2 separate regions of the Mus musculus genome follow, and region 1 is linked to region 2. The links are chromatin loops, found by intact Hi-C in ENCODE. Cell type or tissue: heart. All regions are shown on one strand. Each heading gives the region's core, and the rest is flanking DNA. Links, peaks and the distances in the headings are about the cores only. Region 1 holds the start of Trim16 (tripartite motif-containing 16). Region 2 holds the start of Pmp22 (peripheral myelin protein 22).

Evidence for each region. A loop is a pair of places that touch in the nucleus more often than their neighbours do. Peaks named below come from ENCODE experiments on the same cell type or tissue, not always from the same donor. Only the 100,000 strongest peaks of a DNase experiment are listed, where the experiment ranks them.
Region 1: it touches region 2 in a loop (2.3-fold over the local background); 2 of 42 quality-filtered maps call a loop at or near these places.

What each region holds. Positions count from the first base shown.
Region 1 is chr11:62,812,174-62,827,902 of GRCm38, forward strand. Trim16 (tripartite motif-containing 16) reads left to right here and starts at 8,080. Exons shown (of 6, transcript NM_053169.2): 1 at 8,080-8,826. The coding sequence starts at 8,332. In heart, for the core only: a CTCF peak has its summit at 8,329 (motif pointing right); DNase peaks (open chromatin) are centred at 8,168, 8,748 and 9,998; H3K4me3 peaks cover 1,963 bases; H3K27ac peaks cover 1,742 bases; H3K27me3 peaks cover 381 bases.
Region 2 is chr11:63,131,349-63,146,606 of GRCm38, forward strand. Pmp22 (peripheral myelin protein 22) reads left to right here and starts at 109. Exons shown (of 5, transcript NM_008885.3): 1 at 109-306; 2 at 1,777-1,896; 3 at 3,073-3,172. The coding sequence starts at 1,819. In heart, for the core only: a CTCF peak has its summit at 1,750 (motif pointing left); DNase peaks (open chromatin) are centred at 143, 1,683, 4,513, 5,073 and 5 weaker places; H3K4me3 peaks cover 2,654 bases; H3K27ac peaks cover 2,892 bases.

The sequences.
Region 1 (15,729 bases), core at 5,233-13,232, 310 kb before region 2:
TCTGATTCTTCTGACTAAAGTCCATCTCTTGGTCAGTGTTTAATATTTAATCAATGCTTCCTTTGAATTTGGCTCAAAATGGTGGAGTTGTTGTTTCTGGCAAATTGCAACAGTTAGCAACAGTTCTAGCTAACTTATCTTAGCCTTTGTTAAAACTGCTTGCTCATGTTGATCCCCTTTCAGCTAACCGCGTATTTTAGCTTCTGTTAAAATGGCTGGCTTCAAACTGCTTACTTCCATGAAGGACCCTCAACTCTCCATCCACCTGCAGCTCCTGGGCGAGATGCCAGGATGTGGTTTCTGCTTTTAGAAATCCATGTTCTGGACACTCTGGGTTACATCTATGTCCCCTGAACACTTGAGTGTGGTCCCAGCGGACTGGAATGAAGACTTTCAGTTGGTTATACACTATGTCATCTCTGGTGAGCTCCTGTAGCAAAGTAAACCGATCTGGGCTGCACAGAGTACAATGTACTGGGCATCCACGCAAAGAAGCCTTAGGTAGCAGCAGGTCCAGTAGGAAGGCAGAAGGGGTTTAATGTTAAATAGACAAAAGTAAGCTACAGGCAATATATACTATCTCAGTTAAGATTCGATCTACCAGTGGGCTGCTACACACACACACACACACACACACACACACACACACACACACACGGATGAGTAAATCCGATTTTGATAGACTTGTAGATTTGGTGTATAAAACAGGGCTCCTAGGTGGGCCAAATGGTGATTACAAATAAGATGGCTGTAGTGTTATCAAGTTGGATTCCCGCTGTTTCCTTTGAGCATCGTGGCAGAGTGTATCCTCCTTAAGTGTATTTGTTATGCTGTTCTCCACCCTAGGAAGCCCATGAGTGTAAGTCCTCTCCTACACAACTAGGGGAATAGAAATACAGAAACCATTCTGGTCACCTGGCTTTCAACAAAGAAGCAAGAATGAAAACTATTTGAGTAAATGTGTGTCCCTGGGGATGTGGAGAATGAAGCTTCTGAGGTTCTGGAGCCATAAGTCATCCTTTGGGGGAACTTTGACAGTGTCAGGTCCAAAGGAAATTCTAAAAACCCGAACTCCAAAAAGTTGTGTAAATATTCAAGTATGAGTTCAAGCTGGACTATAAAAGGATTTTTGACAGTTAGATAAAAGCCAGATTTCCTCAGGAACTTGTGAAGCCAATTCCCCTCTGCCAAAAAGAATCATTTCCCTTACTTCTGGCAAAAGGGACATATGGCTCTCTGATAAACATATACCTGTCCATGCTAGCATCCTTCTCCCCTTCTCCTCCTCTCTAAACTCCCTCCAGCTCATGAGCATCCCTCCCCCAGCTGCTCACTCTTCTTATAACATGCTCATTAGTCTAGCCTCTGCTCTTGTTAACCTTGCTCTTCTCCTGTGTTCTCTCTTTCCTGCTATTCTCCTCTCTCTCATAGTGACTTCTGGCTTGTCCAGTCTGCTGGCCATGTTCAGTGTTCAGTCTACTTCTTTCTCTCTCTGCTCTTGACTCCTGTCAGCACCCTTCCAGCCCTCGAGTACATCTGGTGCCAAAACCCTTGCATACAGGCAGGGCAGAGAATATGTTGTTTATCTTGAAAATGATGTATTGTTTTCTGACCCTGGTCACATGCTAAGCTTTTGGACCTAGAATGAAAAAAGGTGTGTGTGTGTTGTGTATGTGTGTGAGTTGTGTGTTGTGTGTATGTGTGTTGTTGTTGTTGTTGTTTTCCTTTCTTTGTTCAGGGTTCGGAGCCTATAGTCCTTACTTAGTATTACAGACAGAAGTCGGACTTTTTCTGTTTACAGTTGTTGAGAAAGAATATCATGGTAGCCATTCTCTGAGACCTTACGACTCTGAAGGGCTAGGCCTCACCAGTAAAAACAAAACCAGTATCCTGTACCCAGGGCTGCCTGTAGCCCTTGCCCAGTGAGAGACTGACCTGCCCTGGCCATTGGCTGTCTGAGCTTGTGAGGGCTGGCCTCGCCCTGGCTGGTATGAGGCAACCCTCCCCTTCATGAAGGTGAGTGCAGCTTCCTGGAATGCATGGCACCCCAGCAAGCACTAACATTAGAGGAAACCACCGAGACTGAGGGCTAGGTGCTGCCCAAGTTCCAAAGACTGGCAGTCTGAACAACAGGGGCTTGGGATCTCCATTTGTGCCACCTCTGAAAACTATGCCATGTGTCACACAGGAGAAAACATTTGTCACATATTTTAAGTGTTTGGTTTGTTCTTTATGTGTAGATTGTTCTGATGTTTTAGTCATAATCTGTGAAGATAACAAGAGTTTATTTGGGCTCTTACTTTGAGATTTATTATACCATGATTCTTAGAACTGTTGTGGAGGGTGATATGGAGAGCCAACGAAACACGGTTCAAATATTTTAAAGAGGGTACCACTTAAATGCCACGATATTGAGTCTGGAATGTATAAGAGGGGTAGGGACCAAGTTTTCACTCTTTGTTCTAAGGGCGTTACAGACTCTGCCAGGAGGATCCAGAATGAGGCTTCTGTTAATCCTGGCCCTTCAAGCCTGGGGGTGGGGGGACGGTTATAGGGAAGCTGAGAGCATCCCTGACTGCTTAGGGAGTAAATGGTCCAGGTGGTTCCTGAGACTCGTGGGTAGCTGAAAGAGCAGCCAAAACTGACATCAGCCAGTTTTCTCCACCCAGAGCCACCAGTCTCCAGCCTCTGCTCTGTTTGCTGAGTAAGACAGGCAGGGCTTATCTTTCTTCCTGTGCTGTTGGCAGCCTGTCCACTGTACCACAAGAGTGTCCTCCTGTGCTGTGGAGGGAAAGCATGCACCTCCCTGAGGTGGTCCTTCTTTCCCGGGAGCATCCATCACTCTCTCTGGGAGGGATGCTGGAGGCCTAGTGCTGGGGTGATTCCAAGATCTATGTTTGGAAATGAGAGCAATGATCCCTTAAGCCTTCCATATCCTCTTCTTTTCTTCATTTTGTTCCCTGGCCTTTCTAGCAATAGATACCAAAGCAAACCAAGGACCTTTTTGATGTAGGGGAAAAGCTGGGCTTAGAGGCCTTTGGCCAGGGGCAAGTTTCCCCTTCCTCATTCCCAGGAGATCTAGAAAACACAGGGCTGTTTTACAGAAGGGTGACACAATTTCAAGTTCAAGAGTTTTGAGGTTTGGGTGGGGGGTTGCTAGAAAAACTGCAAGTTCAGAGCCATGACTTAATTCTTCCAACAGCCCCAGCTGTCAGTCCTGACCATCTATTCCTTACTACTGTGCACTATTCCTTACCATGCACACGATCCCTTACTATGTACACTATTCCCTACTACTGTGCACTCTTGCCTTGCTTTTGAATAAAGTTTTCTTGACACTTGCAGTCTGTTTGAGCCCTCCCCCCCCCCATTTCTGAGTAAAACACCCCATGCAGATCACCTACCCACCAGCTATGGCTGTGTGTGACCACCTACCTACCAGCTATTGGCTGTGTGTGACCACCTACCTACCAGCTATTGGCTGTGTGTGATCACCTACCTACCAGCTATTGGCTGTGTGTGTTGTGTGAGTCATCACAGTTCTGGGGCAGGAAATTGCTTTGAATTCTGGGAAAGGATGGTAAACCACACCAGGTCCTGACCTTCCTGGTGACAGGTTCTTCTTATGAATTGTGTAAAATTATAGTGGCTTTGATTAGATGAGAGAGACACTTCATTTTACAAAAGGTAGAGAGTTTGGGGTTCAGGTGAAGCCAAGGAGACCTTCCCCTATGAGGCAAAGTGGTCTGTAGATGTGGCTAGAGAATAGGATTATCAGCTCATAAGTCTTGAGGGAAGTATTTATAGTGAATGGGAAATCAGGTGTGAGGAAGGGAATCTGTGACACGGATGAACTCTAACCATATTACACCAAGTGGAAGTAACTAATCACAAAAAGATGAACACCTATACCTGTACCTGTAATAATTGAGTGTGCAGGAATAGAAAGTAGAATGGTAGTTTCAGGCCTGGCGGGAGAAGCAACAGGGAATTACTGGTTATTGAGTGCAGCGAGTCAGTTGTGCAAGATGAAATGCTCCAGGGTTAGATGATGCATATTGTCCAATGCTATTGAAGCATGCACTGAAAATGGTTGAGATGATACGATTTATTGTTTGTGTCTTGTGTTATGTGTACTCTTGCAGCAATGTAAAATGAAAAGAAACCGAGGTGTAACCAAAGTTGGTAAGAAGCACTCAGAGAGAATTTCTGAGAACAGAGAGAGTGTTGGGGTGGAAAGGGAGGCTTAAATCTTCCTTCATTTGGGGAAGGGACTGGGAATCTGGCAGAAGATGGGGCGGGAGGAAGAGAAGGTGGCCCTGGAGGCAGTGCTGTGGCTTTTGTGAGTGTATCCCCTAAAGATTTGTGTGCCAAACACTTTACCTTCTATGTGTGCTACTGGGAGACAGTAGACTCTCAGAGGTCGAGTTCACTGGAACGTGATTTGGTTTTAGAAGGAGCTGCCCTCAGAAGGATTGATGTAGTTCTCTTGGGATCCTGATTAGTTTTTGCAGAAATGGACTAATGGATTGTTATACAGAAAGACTGTTACCATGTGCTTGGCTTTTTCTGTATATGGCTTTGTTATGCGGTAATACAGTTAAAAGGACTTTGGCCAGAAGCCAAACAGATGAGATTGCTTGATCTTTGGCTTTCAGCCTTCGAAATGTGAGATAAACAATGGCCCTTTCTTTATAAAGTATCCAGCCTTGGGTGTTTTATTTTTATAGCAATAAAATTAGACTAATATAAGCAATACTTGTGAGAAGGCGAGGGTGGTGGTGGTGGCGGCATCTGGGTGTTGCTGTGGGGAAAGAGGGCTCCTGTCTTACCTATGATTTGATAATTAGATGTGAAAGGGGATAGGGTCAGCTGAGAACTGGGGATGGAGACAGAGATATTAGGGGACATTTAAGTTGCAGTTACTGTGTAAGGAGGCAAAAGAAACTAACAGACTGACTAAAATGGTTGCGATATCCCGTGTCTTCATGGAAAGGAAGGGGCAGTCATTGCAGGACATAGAAAATTAGAAATTAGGGTATAAGAGAGTCCACGACTTTATTTCTTCAAACTTCTGGTTTTGAGGTATTGAAGGGCATCTAAGGCTTGGACAGTTGCGTTCCAGACCCTGGTAGTGGGGTCAGAGCTTGGGCCTAGCAGATACCTCCCAAAGACCCTGCTTAATGATAAAGAGGATTCAGACATTTTGATGGCTCCTGTGATGGGTCTATAGAGAGACCAGTGTCTTCCACTCTATGTCCGTATCAGATAACACAAGCAAAGCATTGTCCTAACCCCAAGGTTGCTCAGGCACAATCTCTAGGAACCAACTCAGAACTCTGTTTGCTAGCCTTGGCTTAGGTCAGTATCTCAGTTATGAAGTTTAGAGAAAACAGATGCTATAACAGGTGAAGGTAGGACCCAGAATCAGGTTTCCTACAGTGTCATGACTGGGTGTTGTCTGTTAACTCTGGGCATTGGTGGAGGGACGGTCATGCCCATGTACTATGTTAAAGTGTTAGTCATAGAAGGGGGGTGGGGACAGGAAATAATTCCTTAATGAAAGATGAAAGGGTAGGAATAAAACTGTGAGAGAAAGAATGAGAGACAAGTGGGAACCAAATGGAGACAGCAGACTCCCTTCTTTCTCTTCCACCTTTGAGGCTGTAGAATGGGTCAGGCAGGGCAATCACTTCTCTTCCTCATTCTGAGAGAGGTCAGAGACAGAGAGGCATGTTGGAAAACCAGTTCATCTTCTGGTAAGTCTTGGTCATTCGTGGAAATATCTGTTAGTATTGAAGAAGTGTCTAAGAATGAACTGGGGATGGTTGGGCAGGCTTTTTTTTTTCTCTTGTCTGGAGATATAAAAACCATGAAATGAATAAGGTTCTGGGAATTGACTTTTGGAAAGCTTCAGAGGGTGGGACATTTAGGGACAAGGACACTTGGGGAACTTGGCTAAACACTCTAGGAAATCATGCCATGGGTGTTCCATAGTGTCTTTAAATAATGCAGGGCTGCATCTGGGATGAGTTTGCAGCCTTTTGTATACTATGATTCTGAGAAGCCTGTGGATTTCTTGGATTTTTGACAAGTTCTGCCAAGAAATATCCCCGGGTCTGTCTAGTTTACCCCAAGGAAACAGAGATGCATGGTGGTGCCATATTAGACTAATCTCAGTCCTAAAGTCCAGAGGTACGCCACGTCTGGAAGAGCTCTTTCCCCCCAGGAACCACTTGCTTCTCATCCCATCCTCTAGCCATGAGCTTCATCCCCCTCCTCACCCTCCAAATTCACACACTGAGGTCATAACCCCCCATTACCTCAGAGCATGACTGCTTTTGGAGGTAGGTCTTTGAACAGGTCATTAAGAAAAAAAATGAGGTAGGATGGTCCCCTAGTTCAGCCTCACTGATGTCTAAAGGAAGCAATCAGGACACAGACAAGCACAGGGAAGACGGCATGAAGGACGGGAGGGCAAGCCAAGGAGTGCGGTCTCAGAAGAAGGCCACGGCATCTCCACGCGTGGGAGCTCACCCTTGCAGAGGTGTCGGGAAATTAACTCCTGTCATCAAAGTCAGTCAGTCTGTGGCACTTTGTAAGGACAGCCTGAGAAAATGAGGGCACCTCATTTAGGAACAGTTTTATTAGCTGGATGTGGGGCTAGTTTAGCAACTGTCTCTTCGTGGAGATCACAGAGTAAGATACGGGGCCTAGAAAGGCTGGAGAGAGCTGTATGTGGAAGGGGACAGTGCCTTCCCTCTTCTACCCGATGGCCCCTTCCTGTGCCCATTCTCAGCCAGCTCCTGGAATGCCCTAGAAGCGGACACTGGAGGGTCAGGGTTATAAACATCCATCAATTTCTGTGGTTTCAGAACCAGGATGCTTGCACAGGGTGGCAAACACAGAGACCATGCGTTTCGCAAAAGAGAAAAATCATATTTGAAGGCAGCTGAGCTGAGCATGGAAGGGGAGAAGCACAGTTAGATCCACTTCCTGGAGGGTGGGGTCTGGTGAGGATTTATGAGATAGGGAAGGGTGGCTGAGAGGACCATAATCGGTCCTCATGGCTCTTCGTGGGATGCATGTTCAGGACAGGTCAGTGTTAGAATGTTCTGAGGGCAGAAGTTTTGGTCTTCTGATGCCAAAAGGTCACCCACTAGTTACCTGCTCAGGTCCAGATGAGTCAATTTCAACAAAAGGCCATCAAGTTTCGGAGAAGCAAGCCAGACAACTGTTATCATCAAAGCCCACATGTTAGAGGTTTATGGCAGAGAGTGGAAGGCCAGGGCCCTGTCCACTGGGTGGCTTCTCACATGAGTGAGTTTTAAAAGTCAACCAGAAGTGGAGCTAGGAGGACGGTTCAGTGGGTAAAGTGCTTGCTAGGTGTGCATGGCCACCTGCAGCCATGCAATGGTGCTTATCTGTAACCCCAGCACTGGGGCAAGAGTCTAGAATATCCCTCTGACTTGCTGGCCTGCTGCGCTAGGTGACCTAGCGTGTTCCAGGTTCACTGTGAGGTCCTCTCTCATGAAATGAGGTGGAGAGCAATTAAGAAAGACACTAGATGTCAAACTCTGTCACACACACACACACACACACACACACACACACACGACTAAAATAAAACAAAAGTCTGATAAAAGCAAGTTATTAAAAGCAGATAAAGCTAGATTGACTATGTCTGTCTGTCTGTCTGTATGTCAGGTTTTGTGGTGGTGGTGGTAGGACCAAGCTGGTGGCTCATTTAGGATTAGCAGCTGCCCTATTATCAAAGTCCTTACATTTTGGACCCCTTTAAAAATATATGGAGTAGAGAGAAGGGGAGGGGGAGGGGAGAGAGAGGGAGGGATGGAGGAAGGAGAGAGAGAGAGAGAGAGAGATCCACCGCAAAATATGGCTTGTGGGACCGCTCAAAGCCGCAGAGGCTTACAATAGAGCTCAGGAATCTTGCCCTTTTTTCCAGTCCCACAGGCACACGTGGTCTCCGGAAGAGCCTATGGGGTGTGCGTGAATGAGTCCCGTAAGAATAGAAGTTTCAGGGCTGGGCTAGGAATGAGAATGAGAAGCCTGAGCCAAGGAACAGACACAGGAGCCAAGTGGCAAGGCAGTTCTGAGCCTTGTCACTGTGGCTGGCTACTAGCCAATCTGGAGGAGCCTCGTCCTGTCTGAGTAACTGAGCTTCCTCGGGAGGGAGGAAACAGTTAATGTCTCAGGGCAGCTGCAATCTGCTAGGCGTGGCTCTCTGGTTTGACTTGGGCTACTCAGATCCTGAGCCAAGGGACCGCGAGGAAGGACGCCTTAGTCCTTAGTCCGCAGAGCCTCCACCAGATGGCTGAATTGGATCTGATTGCCCCGGGGCCTCTGACCGGGGTCACTGCTCACCCTTTGGCCCCTCTCGGCCCAGACCCTGTGTCAGCTATCCCAGCAGAAAAAGAAGATGCGGACCCTCTCAGCAAGTCAGGTGAGGAAACCCAGGAGCAGGGTCATGACCCCGCAGAGGTCGGGGCTCCTGGTGAAGAGGATCAGATCTTGTGTGACTTCTGTCTTGGGGCCAGCAGAGTAAGGGCAGTGAAATCCTGTCTGACCTGCATGGTGAACTACTGTGAGGAGCACCTGCGGCCACACCAGGAGAACAGCAAACTGCACAGCCACCAGCTAACCGAACCCGCAAAGGACCAGGATCTACGCACCTGCCCTGCCCACCACAGCCCTTTGGTTTCCTTCTGCCACACGCACCAGCAGTGTATCTGCCAGGAATGCGGGGAGGGTGAACACAGAGGCGACAGTACTGTCTCCCTGGATGCAGCCCGCAGGAACAAAGAGGTGAGTAGTGGGGTCTGTCGCCTGGGAGGGACCAGTGGGAGGAGGTGTCCCCAGGGAGAGGTCACACATGCTGCATTTGTGGCTCTGTTGATGCCAGTTTGTTCCGAGTCAACAGAGGAGAACTTTAGCGGTAGTGCCTGGGTGTTGGTTCGCTGTAAGTATCTATAGCCGCTGGCTTTGGAAACAAAAGTGGGTCACTGTCCCCATCTCAGTGTCCCTGTTGCTGTGCGGTCTCTATTGTCTCTGCCAGGCATAGGAATTTCCTGCTGTTTCTAGTTAGAGTTTAGTAATGTGCATTTGGGTGTGTGCTGTAGAAGGTTAGCCTCAGGAGTGTGGTATTTCCCTCTGGCAGGATCTGTGAGGCATATATCAACCCATGAAAACCTTGGCAGAAGTCCAAGGGAAAAGAAGAAACCTCAGACTTCATTTCTCCTTTTCTTCCTTCCTCTCTTTCTTAACTTCTTTCTTTCTTTCTTTCTTTCTTTCTTTCTTTCTTTCTTTCTTTCTTTCTTTCTTTCTTTCTTTCTTCCTTCCTTCCTTCCTTCCTTCCTTCCTTCCTTCCTTCCTTTCTTTTTTTTTGAATCGCAAAACCACAAAAGAAGCTAACACAAAATGCTGCATTCAAGTAAAACAAAACAAAACAAAACAAAAACTGCCAAGATAACAGAATTTGAAACGCACACGGAAGTTAATGCCAAGGGCGACTTAACTTACTGGAGAATAAAGGTTCCTTACGGGATAGGCTGGCAGGAGCACCTGAGAAACACTGTGCTCGAAGTCTGAAATTTTACTTTTATCAGATAAAAAAGTCATTTCTGAAGCACTGCTTGCCTTTATCTGGAAGCCAAGATCCTGGATGAGACATTGGGGGTGGACCCCCGCAGCTTTCCCACTTTGAGTTTCTCCCACTTTGAGTTTCCCCAGTAGGAAGTAAGGTTGACTCCGCCCACACACAGGTCCTGGTTCACGCTCAAGGCAGTTCCCTCTTTGCACTGTTGGTTGGCACACCCAGAGCCTTTCTGTGGCATGTGTTCCTGGGCAGTAAAGGAAAGTGGTATCTGGGCAAGGAACTTTCCTAACCAGGGTATTTCTTTTGTTCCTGTACCAGAGGTAGACTCTCTCTAGTCCTGGATGGGTGTAGTTCTGCAGAGTTCGACACTCCAGATGCTAATGAGTCACCATTTCCGGCCCAGGAAGCCACTTGTCAACTGTTTCCAGTGTTTCTAGTATCAAGGGATGTCCTATACGGAAAGTATGGCAATCAACAAATACATCAAAGGAAAGGGACCCACCCAACTTGAAAATATTTTTTGGTGTGGATTTTCCCATCTGATATTTCAGTAATTATTAGGTGAGGGCTCTGAAGGTCTCTGTTGTACTTGTTCAAAGTTACGCAGTTGATGAGCGAGGCATGGAAGCTTCTGGAACACCATCTTATTAGAGAAAAATGAAGGAAGACCCTCAAATTGCAACATTGTAACTTTAATATTTATTCATTTGTTTTGTATGTGGGTGTGTGTGCATGAGGATGCATGTATGTGAACATGTGTGTTGAGGCAGAGGTTAACCTCAGGCAGGGAGTCTCCTCAGGAGTTGTCAAATTAAAAAAAAAAGCTCACTATTCTCAAAAATATCCTATAGGTATGCAATGAAATATGATTACATGTATTCGCATATAATTATATTTTCTCCCCCAACTCTTCCATATCCCCCCAATATGTCCTCTCTCAGCTCAATGTCTCCTCCTCCTCCTTCTTTTTAAATATAGCTGAATAAGTCTAGTTAATGCCTCTTTGAGCATGGGAGTGGGGCATCCACGGGAGCACGGGAACCCTGCCAGACCATATCCTCAAAGAAGAGTGTTTCTCTCTCCCTTAGGAAGTCTCAACTGCCAGTAGCTCCTTGGTTTGCTTGAGATGGAACAGGCTTTCTCATTTGGACTGAAGCTAACCAAATAGGCTGGTCTGACTGGCCAGAAAGACCCAGGGATCGACCTGTCCCTGCCTCCCCAGCACTGGGCTATCAGCACCTAATACTATGCCTAAATGTTTTGTAATCTGAACATATTTTAGATTTGTTTTATGTGTATATTTTGCCTACATATATGTATGGGCACCACCTGTGTGCCTGGTACCTGTGGAAATCAGAAGGAGGGGGTGTCAGTTCCCATGGAACTGGAATTATGAACTGATGTGAGCTGTCATGTGGCTGTGCTAAGAACCAAACCCAGGTCCTCTGCAAGAGCAGCAAGTGTTCTTAATGGCTGAACCATCTCTCCAGCCCCCAGCTTTAAAAAGATTAATTTATTTTATTTTATGCATATGGATGCTTTGTCTGTATGTATGTTTGTGCACCATTTGCATGCCAGGTACCAGAAGTACAGACCGTTGTGAGCCACCCTGTGGGCGCTGGGAATTAAACCCCAGTCCTCTGGATCATAGCCAGAGCTCTTAGTGGCTGAGCCATCACTTTGGCACCTCCAGTTTTTTAAGATGTGAGTTCTGATTATTGAATTTAGTTCCTCATGCTTGTTCAGCAAGCATTTCACCAACTGAGCTATTGCCCCAGACCTAAACAACAACAAAACCATCACACACACACACACACACACAAAATCTGGTATATATACATTAAAGACATTTGGCCTCAGCACGTTACTATTCTCTTGGATATAGTGTCTGAATTTTACTATTTTCTACTTAGAAAGTCTGTGCAGGAGAACATTAAAGAAAAAAACCTATCAAATAATGTAACAGAGTAGAGAAGAAGTTCTCCACCCTGATTCTAGATCCCACATCCTTTCCCTCTGATCAGAACATCTGTTTGGTTTCTTCAGAAATGCTCTGTGCCAACACAGATGCAATATAAAGTGAAGTATAGGCCACCTCATGTACCATGGAGACTTGGGCGATAGCACTTTGGGTAGGAGGAGCAGTGTGGAGCACAGACAGAGCCCCAGATGTGGAGGAGCAGTGTGGAGCAATATGGAGCTCCAGATGTGGAGGAGCAGTGTGGAGCAGTATGGAGCTCCAGATCAGACATCTTAGGAGAGAGCTGTGCAATACAAAACGATCTGAGAGGCTGTGGGGAGGTACAGCCTGTGTCATGGACCGTTCTGTTTTTTGCTTTGCTTCAGAGAGGTGTCTCCTTTGCATCCTATGTCCTTCTTGTCAGATAGTGGGGCAAGCTTACTCAGTAGGAGCAGCCACACTCTGGGTGGCTCCACCAAATCTTAGAGGACGAAAGATCTCTTGCAAGGAGCCCAAGAGGCCCGCTCAGAAGACAGTATCTTGAAGAGACAAGCACCATTAGGATTGCTCTGAAAGGCATATTAGATATATCTAAGGTTCCAGAAGCCAAGAGTTCCTCCTCTCAGCCAGTCCACACCCCCTGCATTTACTAGCGTTCTGAAGGTCTCTTTGGAGCCAGCCAGGGCTAATAAACTCATGCAGGCATGTTGTGTACAGGAAATGGCAGATCGGTGTCATCTGGGAGGCACAGAGTGACGTTTCTGTCAGCCATGTGAGCCCTTTCTGAAGTGCCCACGGTTACTACCGGTTAGACTGATGGATGAAATCTGGGGGGTTGAGAGCTGGATCCCCCTGATCACTTGTCCCATCTGGATAAACATCCAGGGCCCAGCCGTTCCTACAGGGAGCTCAGCGCTCCTCTCGGCTCTGGCTCGGCTTCCGAGTCTCCTTTTTTATCTTGTCAAAATCTCACCTGCCACCAAAGAACCTTCTGTGGTGTGTGTGTGTGTGTGTGTGTGTGTGTGTGTGTGTGTGAGAGAGAGAGAGAGAGAGAGAGATTTGGGTTCCTGGGACCACTTTTGTTATTTTCTCTGCCCCACAAAGGGTGTGGTTCTCTCTTGTTCCTCAGAGTACATCTGATGGGGTAAATGGGATGGTGGCTGTACCATGTACCCTCAGAGAATTTAGCCTCAGGAAGGGAAGACACATAAACACACGGTGAAACACAACTGCTGTGTGTTTGAAGGAGGGAGCCAGACTGGAAGTGACTCCAGGTCAGTGCTTGGAAGAGAAAGCTAAGTCTTGCCTAAGGCCTCCTTTGAAGACCACTGAGCTACTAGCTTCAAACTTAACATTGACTCCATAGGGTCAAGATGGACCCTAATGGCCTCTTCATGAAGAGAAGGTATCAACCATTCGAGACCTGGAAGGTTTTGAGTTTGTCTGGAGAGCTGTCAACCAGCATCACTCAGTCATTTGCAGGAAGCCAACAGGTGGTATGGGGCCACTCAGGATAATACTTTCTCACAGACACCCAAAGGAGTATCTTTGGGTCAGTATTACATAACTTGTTTTCTCACAAGCACCAGACTATTCCATAGTTTGTTTGCCAAGAGTCAGGAGTCTGTTTGACTTAGTCAATCTCACTGGCATGCGGCAGGCCCTGACCCAGTCACTGAGGAGTGGAGTCGGAGTCCAGGTCTAACTCTGATGATACTAAAAGTGAGGTCTGCCTGGTGGCAGAGTAGACAGTAAATAACTTGGCAAAGACCTACAGCCGGGAACAGGGTCTTCACACCCCAAGTACCATCCTCTCTCAGTGCTGTTCCAACCTGTGCTACCTGTGCAACCCTGTGCTGTCCAGCTCTAAGGCAGGATGCACCAGGGTCTGGGATGAGTGTGTGGCTGCTTCTCTCTTAGGGAACCCCGAGGTCAGTCTACGTCAGCCCATCATTTTCTAGGAACAGGAATAACTGGAGAGACGGGGCTCCAAAGCAGCCCCACCTTGTGTGGTAATTGGGAGTGTTCCCTTTGTGGTGACTCAGAGCTCCTCATTTGGTGCATAGACATTCCTTTCTCCTTTTATGGAAGTCCGAGGACAGAGGGGAGAAGCCCCTTGTTGGGCACCACCAGGTCTCCCTGTAAGGCTTGGTGGGATCACTGCTTTAAAAAGAAAAAGGTCTTCGGGGCACTGCTGCTCAGATAGCCAGGTTGCTGTGTGCCGTCCAATTCCTTCAAACAAGCAGTTCATGTTTGCCTCCTTGTCTAGAATTGGTCACTGCATACAATTCCAAGCTTGCCCTCAAACTGGTCAGGCACCCCTTCTCCCCCACACCCACACCCACAGCTAGGCACTAAGTCTCAAGTATCAAGGATGTGATCTCTAAGGTGCCCTAAGCTCTACTCCAGTGACCAAGAGCTTGAGTAAAGGTTGCTTGCCCGTTTCCCACAATGTCCCCAGTGCTCGCCTACAGCTGTTTCCCCAGTGTGTGTGTGTGTTTGTGTGTGTGTGTGTTTAGTGGGGTGTAGAGGGAGTTGGAAGGGTTGGTGGGAGGTGTGAAACTCCCTGAGGCTTCATGGGGAAACAGCCAGAGACTTAATGACTTTAATTTATGACTTCTGACGTCTACTAGTTTTAAACACAGACAGAAGCTTAAATCTCATGCCCTTGTGGACACAGGAAAGTGGCAGTGACTTTGAAGTTTTCAAAGGCTTAGGTTCTCTATGTTGACAAATTGGTTTTTCTTGGCAGAAGAAGGTGTTCTCTGAGCCCAAGGGACAAGAGTGAAAGGTCAAGGCGGGCAAACCAAGATTCCCAGGGAGACACGTGCTCTGGCTTGGGCAGGGGTGTGTGGAGGGGAGAACCTGTCTCCATGGGGTTCGGCTAGAAAGCAGCTAAGGCAGCAAGCAAGGTGATTATTGGTAACTATTAGGGTGACATTATTGACACTACTCATTTACAGTGTACCAGGCTCTGTAGAGTTCTTATTTCCAGACCTAATTTCGTTTAGTTCACTATCTCATACCCTGAGGAAGCAGGCATTGCATTCCAAGGCCCCAGGTAAAGAAATAGATATTCAGAGGCATTACGTTGTAAAATAATGAGAAATGCATGACTGTTGATTGATTGCTTTTCTTGGTGTTCTGGCCGGATACCTGAGAAAGAGGATCCTAGGGAAGGCAGAGTCTTTGCTTTACAGTTTAGGAAGGGTGCAGTCTGTCCTGGTGGGAAGGCAAGATGAATGGGGCTTGGGGCAGCTGATCATGTTGAGTCTGCAGTCAAGAAACAGAGAGCAAATGCTAGAAAGATGATGGCTCAGTGTTCAGAGCATTTGCTGCTCTTCCAGAGGACCCAGGCTTGATTCCTAGCACCCACACCAAGTATTCAAACACATGGGACTCTGGGAGTCATCTCACATCGAAACCAGAAGGCTTTACCCATCCTTGACCCCCATAGGCACATGGCTGTATCACAATGAAAAATAGAGTCACTCTAACTTCAACCCCCCACCCCCCCCCACCCCCCAGTCTTTAACAGCCCCAGTACTGTTCCAAAGTCCAAAGTCTCTTCGGAGACTAAAGGCAATGTCTTAACTATGAGCCTCTGTACGATCAACACACAGTTTACACAGTTCTGATATACAAGGCACAGGGTAAACATTCGCACTCCAAAAGGGAGGAGTGAGACAGGACAAGGAAAAACTAAACCAGACAAGGCAATTAACATATATTACTATATATTTATTTATATATTTATATTTTTACACACACACACACACACACACACACACACACACACGGTGAATAAGTGCTAGTGACCTCCTGGGACTGAACTCAGCATGAGCCAACCATCATGGCCCAAGATGAATGCTCTACTGGTGGTGTAGGTCATTTATGTCTGTAACTACACCTTCTGCCTGTGCCCTGAGGTGTTAATTCAGGATGGATTCAAAAGTAGTAGACTGATTTGCTTGGCAGAGAAAACCTCAAGACCAACTAACATTCAGGCTGAGTCACAGAGAAAGAGAGAGAAAAAGATATTTTATAATTTTTATATATAGTGTATATTCTCTATATAATATTATCATATGTATTATATAGGAATATGTAATTTATATGATGTGTGTGTGTGTGTGTGTATGTGTGTGTGTGT
Region 2 (15,258 bases), core at 1-8,000:
GGGGGTGTCTTTAAGTCCAAGTAACTGTCTGGCAGTCGGCGCCCCGCCCGCCCGCCTGCCCCCTCTCCTCAGGGAGGCCCGCCCTCCCGCACACGCTGACCCTGGGACACACCCTTCTGCAGCGACGCAAATAGGGCGTAGTTCCCGTTAAAGGGGAACACCGGGAGCCTCCCACTGCCCCCTTGCTTTGCGCGCGCGCTGACCCGCAGCACAGCTGTCTTTGGGGACGCCAGCAACCCAGTGGACGCACCGGAGTTTGTGCCTGAGGCTAATCTGCTCTGAGATAGCTGTCCCTTTGAACTGAAAGTAAGTTGGTAGGGAAAGTGAAGAAGGTGGTGGTGGTGGGGGGCATAAAGCTGGGCATCATCTGGAAATGCTATGCCTAAAGCGGGGACGGGGCTCTGACCCTCCATAGGGCCGCCTTGTGACAAGAACGTGGAGACCCCTTCCTACATCCTAGCCTACCGGAGGGACACACCTAGGACTGCCTCTGCATCGTCCAGACCAGGGTGGTGGCGGTGTCTGGATAGAGGGTTGCTGGGGCGGCCTTGTGATTCTTTCCAGAGGATGTACTGTTAAAATACACGAGTCTCTGGTCCTTCGGGTTCTAGCCGCAGGCCCTATGGTGTTCTTGGTCTCTGCTACTTGAAGCCATCCAATGAAATTTGAATTTTCTGGAAATCATGGGGAAAATCTTGCTTATATCTTCAGTGCATTCCTGGCTTTTTGTCTTTGATGTGTTCCTTGGGAGGAAAATGGACGTGTCTGGGATAGAATACTTGTCAAAACTAATTTAGAAGTCTCCTTGGTCTAAGGTTCTATCCTTAACTGGTTCACTCAGCTGCAGCCAGATTTTCACGGCTGTACACATTCACTATCAGGTCACCCAAGTTTTAGCTCCCTAAAGTCTGAAGTGGAGGGGGAGGTAGGGTAGGAGATAGTATCTTCGGACCTTGGAAACACGTCTTGCCTGCTCTGACTTGCGAGAATTCTCAGACTCAATCAGCCTCTTTACGCACTGTCTCCTTCCCTCCAGTCAGCAGCAACCAAGGGATAGGGCCCCTGGCGCATCTATTCGGGATGGGGCTTTGGACAGGGGTCCGCAAGTGCGGCGGGCTCAGCCTAGCTCTCCTTGGGGCCGTCCAGGGGGTGCCTGTGGAGCTGGCGGGGCTGAAGGCTCTTCACCCCCCGGGGCGCAGGGAAGGCGCGGAACCCTGCGCGCGGGAAGCTCCGGAGCCGGGCAATCCTCCAGCCCGCCTGCTCTCCCGCTCCCCCAGCCGCCAGCATCTAGGCCGAGCCGGGGGCGGGGCGGCTGCTCTCCGCTGGCAAAAACGGGTGGAAACTTGGAGGCAAGTAACGGAACGCGGGGCGCGCTGGGGTCTGGGAAACCAGCCTCGGGTGGCGGGCGACCCCAGGCCTCTGGCTGTGAGCCTGGCGCCGCCCGCTGAGCCTCCAGTCTCGGGGGGAATCCACCCTGTGACTGGGTCAGGGACGTGGCCTCGGTAGCCTCCCAAGTCCCAAGGGCCCTGAAAGGCGCCCAGGCTGGGCGGAGGCTTGCTGTGGCCTCGGCTCATCGTTCAGGAAACTCCTCTCCTCCGCGCGCCTCCCGGGGTGATCGGGACGTGCGCACCACTTGCTTGTTTTGTTCCAAAGGCAAAAGATGTTCGATTGCGGGCGGGCACTGGGCGGGGATAGGGATGGCGGCGGCCGCCCCCTCCCGGCCAGCTGGGCCCCCGGGCCAGGGCCAGCGGCCTCACACCCGCCTTCCTCTCTCAGCAGGCACCGCTCCTCTGATCCCGAGCCCAACTCCCAGCCACCATGCTCCTACTCTTGTTGGGGATCCTGTTCCTGCACATCGCGGTGCTAGTGTTGCTCTTCGTCTCCACCATCGTCAGCGTGAGTGCGGGGCGAGCGGACAGGGGAGGCTCCCTGCAGGGCGGCAGCTATCTCTGCTCTGGGTTCCCAGCCAGTGCTTCCCCAGGTTGCCAAACTGGAGTGATATTTGCAGACAGCTGGACATACCAGAGGCCCCAGGACTTCTGTTGCTGCACTTCTTTGCCACCCACTTCTTTTCAGTTCTTTGAGAAAGTTAGGCCAGCATCAGGGGTAGACAGTGAGCAAGGGCTGGAAGAACTTAGTTGCTCAGGACTTAAGCCAGTCTTGCAGGGGGACTGTGGTATCTTATCTATCTTACCGGAGTGCCCTCCACTGATAGGAGCTGGGCAAGGAAATAGCTGGTGTGGAGCTGTCAGACACAGTGGATTAATTCATTTAAAATTGGCTTTCTTGAAAAATGAAGATGTATGCTTCCGCCTTTAACGTCTTAATGTGAAGCAGGCTGGAAGTGTGGTTTGGGATTATTGTTATTTATGTTAATTGCTTTATTATTGACAAGATCTTAATTATGACTATGGCTGTGGCTAATCTTGACAGAGCCGTGGGATGCTAAAAATGCATCATGGCATGAACTTGAGTGTGGTAGTACTTGCCTGAAACGTCAGCACTTCCTGAGGTAGAAGGGTCAGAAACTCAAGATCATCCTTGGCTACATAGAGACATGAGGACAGCCTGGGCTACATAAGGCCTTGCTCCCCACCATCAAATATATGTATAAAAGGAAGGCTTAGAGAACTCATGGCTAGGAGTGACACCCAGAGGGTATAAGTGTGGTGAGGGTGCAGTTGTCCTTGGGCAAGTCCTTGTTTGCTACTATGCCATACATTTCTGCGCACGGTACCATTTGTATGAGTCTGGGTGACTGGAACCTCTCTGTTTCCAAAGTGTCTTTCACACACAAAACAGTGTTCCCACCTCCACGTGATGTCTATACCAAGCTGTCACCTCTCATTTTCGGATCACAACTGTCAACTTTACCAGGGAGTGGTGAGGGAGGAAGGGGAGGGCTGGGCATCCAGAGGATGAGGCTGGGGAATGGCTTGCTGATCTCACTGGGCAGGAGGGGGAGGGCCAGGCATCCAGGGGATGAGGCTGGGGAATACCATCCTTTGCCCTGCTCCTTTCTCCCTTCTCTCCTCACTGCTTTACTGACCGGGCATGTCTGGCTGTTTGCAGCAATGGCTCGTGGGCAATGGACACACGACTGATCTCTGGCAGAACTGTACCACATCCGCCTTGGGAGCCGTCCAACACTGCTACTCCTCATCAGTGAGCGGTGAGAGACTAGTTTTGTGCCCTGTGCAGATTGGTCCTAACTGGGTCTTCTTTTGCACCTGAAATGATCAATTCTTGAGGCTCTGGTCTAGAAAGTCCCTACTGGGTTGGGGTGGACTGTGTCACAGAGTCAGATATCCAACATGAGAGGGAGGGGACAGCTGTCTCATGAGGGAGTCTTCTGTCTCACCATGACTCTACCTAAGCCATGCCATCAGCTTGTCCCAGTCACCTTGTGTAGTGTTCTTTGTGGGCAAAGAGATATGGACCCAGGTAAGCAGAGAAGGTGACATGCCAAGACACACTCAAAGCAGATCCCACGGCGACAGGTGATATTGTGGACATTTTTGGCTTGGAAGCTGTCTCTATCAGAAATGTCCTGCATCACCCTGCTGCAGCTGCAGGCGATTGGGCCTTCCTGCATATGGCCTGGCCAGGTTTGGGCCCCCTGGTTACCAGACTGCCTTCCGGGGTCTTGGTCCACAAGGGTACTATTTAGCATCATAAACTGAGCCCGTGGGCCCTTCTGCAAAGCATGTGTTTCTGCTTCGCTCTCGGCATCTTTGGAAACAAACCTGAGGATATATTTGAAGGAACACTAGGACTGCTCAGCAGGGAGCCTGGGCTGTTCAGATGGACGTGTGGAAGTGAGACTGGTGCCAAGACTTGGTCTTGTGTTCCCTGGAGCCCTGGAATTCCGGCTTTGAAAGGCTAGTTAAGGACAGCTTCCAATCTTACTGTAAACTGCTTCCCCCGCCTCCCTCCTTTCTCTTGCTTGAAGATGCCACGCTCCATGAGAGGAACTACCAGTTCATATCCAGCCCCGTAGAGCAGGCAGTGAAGTGACTCAGCTCTGGGCAAGCCTTGGTTGGACTCTTCTTCCTACAGACTCTGCAGGAATATCATAGAAGCGTTGCAAATGAAAGACGTTAGTCTTAGTCCCAGTAGAAACGGGAACTGGTAACATATTTATATTGAGGACAGGTTAAAAAGCTCTTTTAAATTTTCACCGTTCTTGGCCTGGGGACAAGGCAAAAGACCTCAGCCCTTCCGAAATGAGTCTTTATCTGAGTGTGTGTGGCACACTAAATTGAAACCATCCTAGAGGTTGCATGGTTTGTTGGCAGCCAAGTAAATGCACTGTTCATGAGTGCTTGAGAATGTGATGAGGTTGCTCTTGGTCCCCCAAAGCCACAGCATCAGGTTTCAACCGCTTTAGCTCTAGGGTCTGGCAGAAGTTCCTCGCACAGTCACAATATGCCGCTCCTGGCTCCCCACTGCCATCTAGTGGTCAAAGGTGGCAAGGCAGCCTACAAAAGTCTGCTTTCTCTGGGGCTTTGGGCCTGGTGTCCACAGGCGCTGTCCCCAAGTGGCATCTGGCCACGTGGGGTTGGCACAGAATTCAAGAGTCTTAGGACCGGAAGGGAGCAGTTTTGGCAGGCGTATTAAAGCTGCCCGAGTTTCAGCCAAAAGGAGGAGGCAGAGGAACTAAGCTGTGCACAAACTGTCTGCAAGAGAGAGAATGGAAGATACAGCCTGTTAACTGGCCCAAACTCTGTCTCTTCTTGCTCAGTAAATAGCTGTCCCTTGGTGCCAGAAGCATATCTAAAAGAGGCACCAGTGCTGTTTTAAAAAGGAAACTTGCCTCTCAACTTCTCCATGCCTGGCATATCCATTGTCCTAAGCCAGCTCCCACCGACTTTGCTCAGTTTGTTAGCATGATTCCACGTGGGCTTGGTGGCTTTTCTGGGAACCCCAGGTCACAGCTCTGACAATAATGGGCTTCCAAGGCACTCAGGAAAGGCCCCAGAGAAGCTGGGCTTGCTTCCACTCAGGCAGATTCTAAATTAGGAGTTTCCGTTTGAACTTCCCGAGTAGTCATTACCTCTGCTGACGTCTTCCTGGTGTGTCAGCATGTCACGCCTAGGCTCTGAGCCATCAGTCCTCTGGGCCTGCTTTGCCTGTTCTGTGGTATTCAACAATGAGTTGTGTAACAATACAGTTACAAGGTACAGAATGTTCAAAGCATTGGCCTGTTTAAAGCATGGGGCCACCTTCATGAATGAATTGTGTTTAGTTCTTAGAATTAAGCCAGTTGTGTTTGTTCTTAGACTGTTGGAAGCAAGCTTTTGGAAGTAATAGTTATCAATAGTGATTTGTAAAGGATATTCATTGAATGTGTGCCCCCATTTACATCATGGGCTCCCCTACCTCCGATAAAATTTGCTGCAGCTATGGTTAGTCTGGAGTTCCTGGGTTCAAGGAAATCCCTCTGTCTCAGCTTCCTTGAGTAGCTGGGACATCACAGGCACATGCCATTATTTTAGCTCCAGCCCACTGTATCTCTGAAGGGACAGGGACTCTCTACCCTCTCTCCAGAGGTCAGCTTTGTTGTCATTGAAGCCACCTGGCAGTGTGGGTGGGGCCTACCTGATTGCACTCTCAGGCAACCCGCTATGCAATCAAGCCTGAAGTTGTCTCAGGTCTTTTCTCAAAGCCATGTCTTCCTGCTGAGATGTTTTACATGTCTTACCCCTGCCTCTAACCTCTAATCACCTTCTCCCCCTTTTCTAAATGGATTTGCCTGCTTGCTGAGGTTAACAAGCCCCACGGGGCCCACCCAGAGGCTTAGGAGCTCTGGGCCTTCACAGCCAGAGGCCTTACCGCTGCTGAACCTCAGTGAGGAGTCAGGGGATTTGGGTGTGGGGACATGAGTCACTATGGAGGCACACCAGGCCAGGTGCCTGTGGAGAGGGGGCCAGGCTCAGGGACAGTACCAGAGCTCAGGGGGGAGTGGAAGAAAAGTCTCTAGTGGGAGGCGGAACATGATCCATTCTCCAAAGGGTAGGCAGGACTTAAGTAAATAAAGGCAAGAGGGAGATAGGCTCTGTCTGGGTGACCAGTTGGCTGGTTAGTCCTAGGCCTGACTCCACTGGGCAGAACATCTTCAAATCTTAGTGCGGCAAGAGAGTTTATTTCCTCCTCTTTTAACGAAGAGCCCGGCAGCCTGAGAGATGCATGGGTTTCATGACATTTTTGGATAACTAGCTACTTTCTAGCTTATTTCTTGGAGTAGAATGGAGAGAAAAATGGAGTAGAATTCTGTCAATATTTCTCTCTCCCTCTTTTTTCTTTCCTCTCCCCCCCTCCTTCCTTCTCCTCCCCCTTCTCTCCCTTCCTCCCTAGCTTTCCATGATCAGGTAGAGTGAAATCTTGGAGTCCTTTATCCATGTGTGGGCATTTGTTTTCTTCCAGACCAGTTTTCTCTTCCAGACTCCAGAATCCTGTTTGCAGCCACCTGCCAGACAGTTCTGCTGGGCAGCTGATGAGACCTCACCCAAGCCATTATCCCCAGTCACCCTGCACCTTGCTCCTTAACCATCTTCCCTACCGTCTAGTATCTTAGTGAATAGCGCTTCACTGCCTGCCCAGCAGCTGGAGTCTGCCCTTTGTGCACTTGTCCCCCTTCTCAAGGCCCTGGGTCTCAGAGGCATGCTGTCCTCTAATGTCTGCTGTCACAGTCCCTTCAATTGTCAGAGGCACAGAAGCAGATTCTGATTAGATGGCTTTGATCTGTTCTTGTTCTTCTGTGATTGGTTTTCCAAGCTCAATCCAGGATGACGTATTTAAGAATAAAACCTGGTTCCATTACTGGGTTTTGCAAATTTTCTGAGGCCCTATTGGCCTCCGTTTCCAAGTGACAGCCTTGGCATGGCCCTAGGAGATTGGCTGAAAAGGTCTCTTCCTTTTGTCTAGACTTTCAGCATTTCCTTTCCTCCTTGGATGTAAACACTGTACCTCAGGATTCTCCTCTTTTCTCTCCACTTCCTGCCTCTCTCCTTTACTATTCCCCTTCCCATTATCCCACCTAGAGCTGTTTGTTGTACCCACGCTGAGCCACAGTGAAGAGAAGAGAGCGGAAAGGCTCTCGGTGTGTTGGGCAGCAAGCCATGGAGCTCAAGAGATGTGGCATCACTGGTAACCACGAAGGGAACTGAGCACAGGATTGGGATCATGAGAGCTTGCAGTGTGTGCTTGTGCTTGTGTGTGTGTGCTTGTGTGCTTGTGTGTGTGTGTGCTTGTGTGTGTGTGTGTGTGCTTGTGTGTGTGTGTGCTTGTGTGTGTGTATGTGTGTGCTTGTGTGTGTGTGTGTGTGCTTGTGTGTGTGTATGTGTGTGCTTGTGTGTGTGTATGTGTGTGCTTGTGTGTGTGTGTGTGTGTATGTGTGTGCTTGTGTGTGTGTGTATATGTGTGTGCTTGTGTGTGTGTTGTGCTTGTGTGTGTGTGAGAGAGAGAGAGAGAGAGGGTAGAGGGAAGCTGTTTGGAGGTGGAGAATGATCCTGCAGTGAGCTGAGTGAACATCTGGGAAAGGCACGAGGCAGGGAACCACTGAGCACAAGATCTCAGGGAAAAGAGGAACAGAGTGAAATAGCTGAGTAGGACGAGAGTGGGGAGAGTCCACAGATCCTTTCAGACTCCAGCAAGGAGCTGGTGCCTCTGGAGGCCCTTCCAACCTCCCCAATCAGTTGAAACCTGGTCTGCTCTAGGCTGTCGGGAATCTGTTTTCTTAGAGAAGCATTCCTAAGGCAGACTCTGGGGGCATCCTACCAGGAGTTCCAAAAATGTCTGGCTGATAAGATTCTCAATACTTTAAAACAAAACAAAACCCCAAACTTTTCTGCCTTACAGATTTTCCTCCTGGAGACCTTTATTTTCACAATCAGAAGCTAATTATAGAACTATAGGGTTTCATGTTAGAGGGATGAGTTGGAGTCTTATAGCTTTGACTAGATCTTGGCTTTTCAAATAAGTAAAATCTGTGAACTCAGGTTCCGATGGGTGCTCACACTTTGAGGAGCTGGGCAACAACACATCTGCCTTGCTATAAAGTGAACTGCTGCCTTGTGTTTTGAATTTCCATTTTTTAAAAATGCATAGAAGCGACTTCCAGCTCTTGATTTCACCTATGTGGACCTGGCCTGGAGCAGAAGGGTCAAATCCCAGTCTGCTTGGGTGTCTGAGGGTTACAAGGGCACAACCTGGCCTTGGTCTCATCATCATTGACTTCAGAGAACCCAGCTGAGGTCAGGCAAAGCAGAGCTTGCCTTTAGTGAAACTTGACTCAGGTCCCATTCCTACTTAAAAAATTGCTCTGTTATGTTGGAAGATGAGAGCCCTGACAACATAGTGTTGTAGTAATTTCTTATCCCCATAGCCCGTATAAAAACCACACCACACAGTTTTTACATTTATAAGCTATATGCCTATATTGGGCAGATCTACCACTATACTAACTTACCCCCCAGCTATGAGACCCCTTGCTGCTTGTAGCTTCTCCAGGCCATGTGCTTCTGCTCCATATTGGCTTCCACCTCCTCTTTCTCCATCCTCCCCTCTCCTTCTCCTTCCTCTGAGACCTCCCATCCCAGCTTTCCCTTCCACTACCCAATCACAGGCTCTAGCCTTTATTTGACTGGTTAGAATGGGGAGAAGGTTCACATGAGATCACCTGAGTATGTGATCTACCCCCCTCATGGGCAGCCCCTCCTGAGGAAGCAGAATTAACATGAGAATACAAATAGCACCGGGGCAACCCACAACAACAACAACAACAACAATAAAGATGTCCATTCTTGAGACATCTTTGATTTTAGAGAAAAAGTGACTTCTCATCCCAGAACATGAGGGAAATAACGAGGCACACAGACATACTTTACCTCCACATATGAGATGCCCTGCAGGCTCTCTCATGAAATTGGACCTCTCAGCTGCAGAGGACCTCTCTGCCTCAGACGGTGGATAGGGGCCAGACCAGAAGCCAGCAGAACTTCCTTGTCCTTCTTTCCATTCTAAATGATGGTGACGAACGCATAGCAGGCGATAGGTTGTGGGTAGCATTGCTTGGGCTGAAAACCAGAAAGCACGCATCTTGCCAGCATCGGTTCCACTGAACGCTCTTGGTGGTCTCTTCTGTCTCTATATCTGAAGTGATGCTAGACCTTTTAGCTCACTCTTGCATTTGGTGACACGGCCATTTTGGCAAGGTCACCAGAGCATTCCCTTGCTGTGGCTCAGCCTTGGGTCAGACTTCAGGAAACCCAAAGGCCCTCTGTATTTATGGGCTCATGTTTCACAGTTTAAAATCTCTGTGGCTCCGCAGGCCAGCCCGTAATCTCTGTTTCAGCAAAGGCTCTTGATTCTTCAGGGATCCCATGGGTTCACTGGCAGGATAAGTGGGATCTAGGGGATGGGATGGGATGGGATGGGATGGGATAATTTAACTCTTGATTTTCTTATCAGATGTCAGTGTCTGGGAATTACTGTGGAGCACTCACAGTCTTTGCTGTTTAAAAACTTTAGGTATGAGGCTGAAGTGAGGGGATTGCCTGAGCCCAGTAGGATAATACTGCATAGCTAACACAGTGGAACCTTGCTTCACAACGACCAAACTTCAGCCACATCCTTAGGATTTCACAGAGCCAGAAAATATCCTTTGCATTTTATGGCCAGGAGAGATTGGGCCTGGCTTGACCTGAGGGAATGGTGGCCTGAGAGGAAGATGTGTCAGCCCAGGAGCTTGAGAAGACAGTCACTGGCATTCAAGAACCTCCAACTATCCACTGCTTCCCCCATCCGTTTGGAGATACCTTTGCAATAAACCCACTGCGTGTTTAGCCTACTGGTGAGAGGGAACACCCAGCTTCCAAGAAAGCTTTTCATTTCTGAGGAGATACCAGTGAGCTGCAGCTATCTGTTCTTGATCTATGTGGAAGCCGTCCTATACTGCACACAGAAGTTGGTCACACAGTGGTGTAAGAAAGGCTAGGTCTCTGCTTCGGGGAGATCACAGTTTGAGGGGATCATGGGATATAATCAAGAAACAATCCTGAGAGTGGAAAGTGGGGCTCAGAATGAGGTAGAAAGTTGTTCTTGAGGAGGGATGATCAAGTCATAGGAGGCCTCTTTGTTCACAGTGAAGTGTGGGTATTTTGAAAACAAATTTGGGGGCCCAGTGAGGAGCTGCGGTTGATGGTCCAGGGTGTGAATGATGGACAGTGACAGTCCTGATGACAAAGATGACACAAGCAGTTACACCAGGCCAGGCCACCTTCTCAGAGCCCTGCATTCAGCCAACATTGGAACTGTAAGGTATTGGTAGAGGCTTGGCTGTTTCAAGGAGTGGAGGAAAAGGTGAGCTGGTGTTAGCATTTGCTGCTGCATTCCCTGTAGGGCTTGTGAGAAGCAGGGTTGGAAATGACGCCTGGGTTTGTCGGGGCAAGAAACAGGTAGGAAATGGAGTCTTGGACTGAGTTTATGCAACTGGAGGAAAACAGGGCAGCAGAGGTGTCAGCAGGGCTTCTCTTAGACTTAGCAGTCCCTAGGGACTGGTCTCGCTGGGTCCTCACATCTGGATCTCCTGAATCTGTGAGGGAAGGTGTTCAAGGTCCTGGCTCTGAGGTGGAGAAGGGAGGGCAAAGGAAGGGAACATGGTTCTGAGCCGAGCCTTGGACAGAGGTTAGTGGGGATCAGCAAAGGAAGATTGCCTTCCTCTGTACCGTTATTCTAGACTTGAGCTTATTATGTCCCATTGCTCACGCTCAAGAAGTGGAAATCTTTCTAGTGACCTTTGGGCCACCACAGGGTGACAGCAGTCTTTGTTCTGTTTGACATCTTCAAGTAGGGGGGGGGGCTGCAGTTTCCTCTTCTCCATGGCTTTTCTGGAGCTAGTGAGATTGTGCTGGGGACCCCACTGTATGGTCTGGGTGAATGGCAAATGTGACATTCACTTGCCTCTCTGAGTTAAACCTATGGGTTTGGATCAGATGACTGACTGGTTAAAAAAAAACAAAGCTGTTTCTCCATGCCACATCATCTCCCCTCCACCTTTTTTACCTTTTATGGATTCTGAATCCAAAGTTGGCAGGGAAGGCACGGACTGATTTCAAGTATGTGGTTGACTTTTCTGGCACTTCCAGTGCACTGTAGTGGAGAAACAGGTCGGTGAGGCCGCAGGAATCCATGCTCTTTTCACACTCTTGCAAAATGAACAGACTGCCAGGTGCCCTGAGGTCTTACTAGTAGTCTGTGCTAAGGCTGGACACACAGTCAGAACGGGTACATTTATCACATTGGATTGGGCGAAAAACTTTACCCAACTGTGTCAGTCTCAGATTTTTTGAGCTTTTGGCATTTTTGAATTAGTGACATTCAGCCTTCTATCTAAGGTGTCTTTGGAGTCCGTGATTGGGAAGGGTCTTTCTAGCCCTGGGTACTCTGTGCTCACCGCTATCCAGCTATAGCTTTCTCCACTAAAACACCTCCTTAACCACCAAGTGAAAAGGCCTCTGGAGACACAGACCTTCACGGTTTCTGTAAGCCCCAGGGCTATGCCTTGCTTTTCTGTTGATTTGCTTGCTGCAGGGGTCATGGGCAAAGTTCGCCTGAGTCCTGATTCTCATCTCCAACATCCTGCTGGTCTGCTGGGGGAAGGGCCCAAGGCCCTGGGACAGGACCCACACTGGACTCTGAGCAGGCAGGCCGGTGGGCGAAGGGTGAGCAGAGGCCACATTGTTGAGGGTGGAGGCTGCTTGGAAATCTAGCTATTTCTGGAATGACATTCATTCTGAGAAATGAGGGTGAAAAATAGTGATTTTTGTGTGATGGTAGTGGGTTGGATTTGGGGGTGGGGTCCTGCCCTCAGGGTTGTCTGTCATGTGACATTGAAAATAGTGCAGTACTGTGCCTACCGGAGGCGCTGACTCCTGCCTTTGTGATTTGTCCTTCCAATAGCTTTCTCCCATCTCCTGAGTTCCTGTCCTATCTTAATCTACCTTATGTTTCCAACATAACGATGTATTTATACATTGTATTTTTGGTGATTCGGAAGATCTAACTGGTATCATTGAGCATGCTAAACTAGTCACATAATCTACTAGCTGCATTCCAAACATCTAGGCGTCCTCTTTCATGAATCAAAACCATTCACGAATTGCCCAGGAGGAACCAGAGGTTAGGGGTAGAGGCCGGTTCGGTGCTGGCTGATACTGACAGAAGCAGATGAACTGTGTTTCCTGGGCCTTTAACCAACCAGACAGTAGGCCCCGGGCTAAGAATACAGCCGAGGGGGCAGATGCACTCCCTCCTCTGCTCTGCTGGCTCTGGGTAGGAATCTGACCTTGAAGGGAAGCATGGACGATCTGGCTCCACCATCCCCTGTGTGCTCTGGGGGACGGGCCTGTCTACAGCCACAGCCTACAGTGGAAAGTTGTCTGTAGTCCTGGGACCTGGCAGTCTCGTTGGAACAGCTAGCTTGCCTAGAGCAGGAGGGCTTTTTCATCCTGGAACTCAGCACCAAGGTTCTCAGATCAGCTTAGACCTGGCACTGAGAATTCTAGTGATGTTTGCCAGGTATCCACTGAGCATTCAGTACTGAGTGAAATGTGGAAAATGATGTTTTCTTGGCTTCTGTTGTCATAGAAGTTATCGTAGGCTTGTCATGGGGTGGAGGGTGGCGAACATCGCCACACCAGGGCTTGTTCATCATGGAATACTGACCTTTGTAGTTCACTGAATCTGCATAAACAAGTTTCAAACTGGTAGCAGTCTCTCCCCAACCCGCTTCTGTTTCTCTCTATTGTGCTCACTAGCTTCTTATGGTGCTAGTGCAAAAGTGGGCAAACTCTAGCCTTAGGGGCCAAAGGAAAGACACCACTTGATCTAATGAATAAGGGTTTATTGGGTAGGTCAGCCACATCCATTGGTTTGCATGTCGGCTGTGCCTGATTTTGTGTTACAAAGGCAGCCGAGTTGTCACTGCCAAGGTTCGGCAACCTCCGGAGTTCAATAGGCCAGCTGACTGCTGTCGGCTTGCTGTGTAGGCAGATACTTATCTTCTGGTGCTTTATCGTGCTGCTGTGCTGGGCGAGAAATACACAGTGAAATCAAGATCGTCTCAAATGCTTGTTGGAGTTCTGGTTGGTGCACCGATCCTCTCGCTGCTGGGAACTGTGTGGTCACCAGTGCAACACGACTTTATGTGACCTGGATGGAAATGTCCCAAAATGGAGCCTCCAGGCACCATGTAAAAGGTTGTTTCTCTGCCGCTCAGGACCATCTGGATGAGTGGGACTGGCTTTCTTCCCCATCGCTCCTCCCTTCTCTCCCTCCTTCCCTGCTGCCAATGAGATTGAACCCCAGGGTTCTCAGGCATCATCTTTCCCACCCTCCTTTAACAGGGCTTTCCCAGGAGCTTGGATCATTGCAACCCTGCAATCTGGGTTAGGAAGTCAAGCTAAAGAATGGAAGTTCAGGTCTCTAAGAGGCAAGAAGCAAGTTAAGTAAGTGGCCAGCAGAGGCAGGTGGCAAGTCACTTCTGAGTTGCTCCAGCTGAAACACATGCACGTGACACTAGGGAGAGCATGGCTTTGCTCATCGAGGCTTGAGCCTGTTCTCAGATGGAATGAAACACCTGCCCCTCTGCCAGGGGACACCCCTCTCTTCCTAATCTGTTAAGGATTCTGGCTGCGGAGCACTGTTAAGGGAGCTGAGCAACCCCCTTAGGGCACTGCAGGCTTCTCCTTGAGCAGCCAGCTAGCTGAGCCAGTCTTGGGACTGTCATGGAGGATGCTTTCCCCAAGCTTGGACTCTGCTTGTCCTCTGATGTCCACCCAAAGCCTGATGGGTGGCATTTGATGAAAAGGGGGCCTTTCTTCTCTTTGCCCAGGAATCCTGCAGTTTTGGCCCTTACCATTGATGTGCTCATGTCTTCATTGCCTTGTAATTTTTAAATCTGTTTAAATGCTAAAATAATACATGCGAAGTTGCCTGTCATCATGGAGCATGGATTTGTCCCGGGCCTAATGCCAAAATCCTCACAAACTCAAGTTCCTCCCATTCAGTGGGTAGCTAGTAGCGTGTATAACCTTTGCACAGGCCTGTGTAAGTAGTTGCTGTTATACTGTTGGAGGGCTGCAGATAAGGAATGTGTGTGCACTTACATTACAGGCACAGCTTTCACAAATGTCACAAATGCCTGTCTGGTTGCGTCTTTGGATGTGAAGGCTTCAGACAGGTGAAGAGCATACTCTCTTCTTATTAAAATGAAACCAAAAGATGTAGGTCCAGTGAAAGAGCTTTTGAGCAAACTCCCCTCGTGATGACCGGGGTTCCTGGGGTTCCTCTGGGCATCAGGTTAACAGATCAACCTTTGTTACTTTTCTGTAGGATATACTGGAGCGCTTTGGGTATGTTCCATGCTCTTTGCACATTTTGCTCATGATTGTCTTGAGGTCTTATAAAGGTCCCTCTGTCTAATTTACCATTTTTTTTCAAGTGCTGCAAGTTCATTGTGGTCAGATAGCCTAGTTCACTACTGCATAGATACTAGCCTAGATACTTACTGTAGGGAGACTGTAGGGAGATAGGCTAATTCATTACTCCCAATGACACAAGAGACACCACTGTGAACACCCCGGTTAACTTCACTAATCTGTACCCAATTCATTTTTAATTCCTTCCTTCCTTCCTTCCTTCCTTCCTTCCTTCCTTCCTTCCTTCCTTTCTTTCTTTCTTTCTTTCTTTCTTTCTCTCTTTCTTCCTTGTTTTTCTAGCTCTTTGAGTTGACAGTTCAATCCCCCTTATTGCCAGTATTTTTCTAGCAAAGGCACGAAAGGCAGACATTGTCTTCTAAAGACTGCTTTGGTTGCAGCTCATGGGTGTGGCTCGTTTGCTTTCAATGTCGTTCCTTGCTGCCTAAGTATGTTTTTTGGGTATATGTTCAAGTATTTCTTCCAGATACAGATACCAAATTATTGGGTTATTGTGTCTTCACATTGAAAAATTTAAATATATTCTTTCGGCTCTCTAGGTATAAAAGTCTAACGTGTTGCCTTTGTTTGTGCGAGGAGTGTATCATTTTGATCCAGGCGATGTGACTGGCGTTAAGTTCTATTTGTGCCTGGGCTCACATTCCATAGTATGTGCGTGGGAAGTAAGAGGAGAACTTTTGTGAGCTATTTCTCTCCTTCCACTGTAGATTGTTCCAGCGCATTCACCCACTGAGCCATCTCACCAGACCCAATACTATCT